Linked DNA regions of Mus musculus: region 2 is linked to region 1. The links are chromatin loops, found by intact Hi-C in ENCODE. Cell type or tissue: left cerebral cortex. All regions are shown on one strand.

The links. Hi-C counts contacts between places; a loop is a spot of excess contacts. Peaks named below come from ENCODE experiments on the same cell type or tissue, not always from the same donor. Only the 100,000 strongest peaks of a DNase experiment are listed, where the experiment ranks them.
Region 2: a loop joins it to region 1, with 10 times the contacts of the local background. A loop is called at or near these places in 2 of 42 quality-filtered maps.

What each region holds. Positions count from the first base shown.
Region 1 is chr5:5,238,842-5,241,341 of GRCm38, forward strand. All of the region lies in intron 3 of Cdk14 (cyclin-dependent kinase 14), which reads right to left. Among named protein-coding and RNA genes, the nearest start is that of Gm30151, 130 kb to the right of the region's middle. In left cerebral cortex, no CTCF peak of the experiment used is centred here; DNase peaks (open chromatin) are centred at 1,545 and 2,465.
Region 2 is chr5:4,992,413-4,994,912 of GRCm38, forward strand. All of the region lies in intron 10 of Cdk14 (cyclin-dependent kinase 14), which reads right to left. Among named protein-coding and RNA genes, the nearest start is that of Fzd1, 240 kb to the left of the region's middle. In left cerebral cortex, a CTCF peak has its summit at 1,021; DNase peaks (open chromatin) are centred at 260, 1,030 and 1,737; H3K27ac peaks cover 2,082 bases.

The sequences.
Region 1 (2,500 bases):
TAATGACATGTCATACAGCCAAGAAGAAAGATAAGTTGATGGATCTGGAAATTACTACATTAATGGAGTTGATCTGATCACAAAAGACAAAACCACATACTCTTTCCTATGCAGAGCCTAGCTCCTAAGATTTAGATATATAGATTTATGTGGGTGTGAGTGCAGGTAAAGGGGATGAGATTAGAAAGGGGCTGTGAGAGGGGAAGGCGGGTTCTCAGGAAGGGTGTGGAGAGGATAATAGATTCACCACGTAACACACACAAAAGCAGACTGGCATAAGCTGTGGGAGGAGGGAGACGAGGAAACCAGCATAATGAAGCTTGTGACTTTATGTTAAATAAATAAATAAATAAATAAATAAATAAACAAATAAATAAATAAAGTAAGGACTCAGAACACCTAACAATAAAAAGCCATCCTTTGTTTAATCAGACCATCTCAGTGTCACCTCAAGGTGTCATCTCTGTATAATTTACAAGTTTAAAACAGACTCACGAAAAATACCAATGATGGAGGTAGGATGTAGTATCACACATCTATAATGCTAACACTTAGGAGGCAGAAGCAGGCAGATCTCCCTGAGTTCAAAACGACCCTGGTCTACACAGAGATACTATCTTTTTTTTCTTTCTTTCTTTCTTTCTTTCTTTCTTTCTTTCTTTCTTTTTTGAGGGTACTGATTATTTTTTTATTAGATATTTTCTTTATTTACATTTCAAATGCTATCCTGAAAGTTCCCTATATCCTCCCCCTGCCTTGCTCCCCTACCCACTCACTTCTACTTCTTGGCCCTGGCATTCCCCTGTACTGAGGCATATAAAGTTTGCAAGACCAAGGGGCCTCTCTTCCCAGTGATGGCCTACTAGGTCATCTTCTGCTACATATGCAGCTAGAGACACGAGCTCTGGGGGTACTGGTTAGTTCATAATGTTGTTCCACCTATAGGGCTGCAGACTCCTTCAGCTCCTTGGGTGCTTTCTCTAGCTTCTCCATTGGGTGCCCTGTGATCGATCTTATAGATGACTGTGAGCATCACTTCTGTATTTGCCAGGCACTGCCACCAAACCCATACACTATTGCATATGCCAGCAAGATTTTGCTGAGAGATACTATCCAAAAAAAAAAAAAAAAAAAATCCAATGATGGTGGAAATCGAAAAGAAGTCAATTTGCCAATTGGGATGACAACTTTTTCCAAGTGTATATGACATGGTTAGTAAATGAAGTATATGTATAGACTAAAGAAGATGAGTGAGGCAAACTGTCCTTCTTATCTTTAATATTGACATAAAGAGAATTAAAATCTCCGTCTCAATTATTAAACACTCATATCTCTAGTTGCTGGCTGAGCATCTTTATAGGCAGAATGAGCATGTCAAAGAAAGTAGCATAGACTGCAAGAAGCTCTTAGGATCAATTACTCCATCTGCCACAGAGCTGAACACCATAGTAACCCATTGCTTCAACAAATCATCCAATGAGAGGACAACTCCACACAGGCACACCAAGCCCCATAGTTACATGTCGCTAAATTTTTAATGAAGTACAGACCCAAAATAGAATTCTTGTCTTCGGAGAAATCAGAAATAACTGGGGCTGTACAACACTTTCAGCATCATTTACTCTAGTCTGAGTGTATAAATGGGAGAATCTCCCAGAAAGATGACTTTCCCAAAACTATCTGCTCAGTTTTAATTAAACACATTTTTCCTCAAAGCAAAACTTGTCTCTTTAATCTGTTCCCATTCAACATGCAGCGCAAGGAAAAGAAATAGCAAAATCTGGTAATTAACAATATTTTAAGAAAACAGCCTAACTAGTAACAAAGCATTGTTTCTTAGACATGGATTAATTTTTTAGAGGTGTCCAGATGTTGCAGCCTGGGTAACATCAACAACAGAAAGGGTATCTCCCAATTACGCAATACCTCAGATCAAGACAGTGGAGGCAAGGTCAGTCTCTGTGAAGGTCGCTCAGGGTCAGCCACCTCCATCCTACTGCTTCTCAGCCTGTGTTCCCTCTGTAGTGTCCCTCCCTGGGTCATAAGACCATCCCTTACATTGGATTAGGAAGAAGCCCAACGACTGTATTTTCACCCAATCACCTCTTCCAATGGGGTCTGCGGTACTGTGGTTTAGAAATTGAACATAGAGGTTTTGGGGGGAACACAATACAGGCCACAGGAAAATACACAGATTGGTGACAGATGAATATACTTTGAATTTTAATATAGACAGGATGGGAGTTGCAGAGGAGATCCAAGTCCTTTTTTTTTATTTTTAATGAGATTTTATTTCCATATATGTTCAATTATACACTACACTGAAGAGCTTTTTACTTTTTTTCTCTTCAAAAAATATACATAAAATCCTGTAAGATGTAATGGACATTGGCGTGCAGAGCTGCCTGACTGGTCCCGTGTGGGTTATGTTCTCCCGCATTCTCAGCGCCAGGAAACAGCTTGAGCATGTCGCACTTCAGCATCACCCTCCTGAGCCCAA
Region 2 (2,500 bases), 250 kb before region 1:
ACAAGCTGAAATAATGCTCACTGCACCTCTGGAAATCAGCACAGATACTACCCTCAAATGTACGCTCTTCAGGGCCTGACTGCCTGGGATGAGAGCAAGGACACGCATGGGCTTTCTATCGGAGCTCCTAAGAATTACAGTAAAACGCTGACCAAGCTTGGCTTCTCAATATACACACTTCTGAAATCTACTGGGATGTGGAATGCTTTTTAATTTAGGAAGTCATAAGAGAAGAGAAGATCTGCAGGCATGGTGTTGAGTGCCTGAAATCCCACCTCTCAGAAGGCTGAGGCTGGAGGATCACGCAGCACTGTCACGAGTTTGAGCTTGGCCTGGTCTACATAGCAAGGCTACAAACACAAGCAAGCATCAAAAGACAAGAGAGGATCAAATGAGTGTAAGTGGAACCGTTTATTGATTTAGAGAAAAAGTAATAACAATGATGGGATATGACCAAATGAAGAAAGTGAAACTGGTGATACAAGTGTTGGTAGTAAGGGATTCATGTCAAGGGGCTCGTGTGCTTTCTGTGGAATATAAACAAAAGCACATGCTAAGGCCTGCTCCTCGTTACTCCTTTGCCCTTCCTGCTAGAGTCCAAGACTCTGGACAGACACAGCTTATACAGCAGGTGGAATGAAATATTAAGAATAATCCAAAGGGAACTTCTGGAGAAAGATGATTTCAGCCTCAGGATTTATTTTTAAGAATTAAGGAATGCCATGGGAAGAAAAAGTTCTTTTTCATAATGAAATCGGCCTGGCTATGCCTATTCTGAGCACTGCCAGCAGGCAGAAACAAGCTGTCTCCAGCCATCCTGCTGTTCAGGGCACTGCCTGTCTGCAGGGTCCAGCAGGGTCCACCCACAGGGATTGCTGGCACGATCTTGGGTAGAGATGTCTGGATCAGTCTGTAGCCATCACTGCCTCTAGGACAGACAAGGATAAGACTGGATGTCTTTATGAACTACTTCAGATCTTAAACCACAGCCGCCCACATCACCATCTGTTGAGTGCCATGTGGACGAAAAGAAAAATGCACGCTGGTCCTAAAAATACTATTTGCCTTACAAGGAACAATCCCTGATGGCTCTGCCTCCCTGGCCTCTGTTTTATATAACATTAATTAGAGATGCTAATTCTGTGTCAGAATGGTACTGTAGCCACACCCTGGAATGTGAAATCCTAAACCTTCAAGTTCTGCCAAAATGTGTCACTGCATCCAAGTGCAACAAATTCAGTTGGAATTTTTATATTCCATGGCTCCCTGACTGCAAGTCCATGGAACTGGAGTTGTAATCATTCCAGACACATAATTGCCACCATTAAACCATGCTATGTAAGCCCGGTTTTGTCACCTGTTAGTCAATAATAACATTATACGTATTCTTGTGCGTTTGAATAAGAAAAAGCTTTTGAAATTTTCAGCGAAAATTCATAAAACTAATATATATATTATATATATATTATTACATTATATATATATATATATATAGTACAAACTATCTCTGCTTTCAGTGCAACACTATTAAGCTCCAAGCATCTCCCTGTTACACTTCCCTCTTTCCAGAAGAAGACAGCTATCAGCTTTACTAGGTAAAAGATGTGTAAGGTACCCTAGAGGAGAAAGGAGTTTGGTCAGGAGACCATAGCAGTGCACTGGCCACCCAATAATGTTCCATTTCCAGCACTGTAGGCCTCTCCAGCATCACGTGCTTCTCCATCTTCCAGAAGCCAGCCAAGGACACAGGCTTGTGACTCTTAGCCTCCAGTCTCTGACCTGCAGTTGTGGTCCAGCTCTGGTCAAGCTCCCGCCTCCCAACCAGCCCTTTGCCTCTCCTGTCCCAGCTCTGTGAATACCTCTCATCTGTTGTCTCCATCATGGATCTAGGTGTTGATCGCGCTTGACTTTGTTGATGTTTTCAATTAGTTTTGCTTTCAATTGCATATCTCTTCTTTGACATTTATTATTGTTTTCTTTCCCATTGCCTTTGATTTAATTCACTTCTATTCTCCTACTTCATAGAATAAACACATAAATCATTGATGTCAAACTTCTCCATTTCCCAGTGTAAGCTTTTAATGCTGTAAAATACTTCAAAGCCTGCTTTAGCTAACTGTCACACATTCTGATGGGTTGTAGTCGGAAGAATCTGTTTGATATCTTAATCAAAGTGCAATGTAAAAGTTATTAAAGGCTGTTAACATAATTTGACGTTCTGAATCCTATGTGAAAGTTTACTTAAAACCATTTTCTATTTTCTCTTTTAGGCAGACAATCTCGAGGAATTTTCTTTGAACAATTTTCTTTGAATAATTTTCTCTTATCATGATCTTATATTATTTTGCAGGACTCTGGACAAAACTCTCCAAGCAACCTCTCGGCCACATCCTTAAGTAAAGGCTCCTGAGTGCTGCACTGGTTTTTCAGTTTCAACCAGGTGAATGATGGCAATACCCAAAAGAGTGAGAGGGGCTGTGGACACGAGAAATGCCAAGGC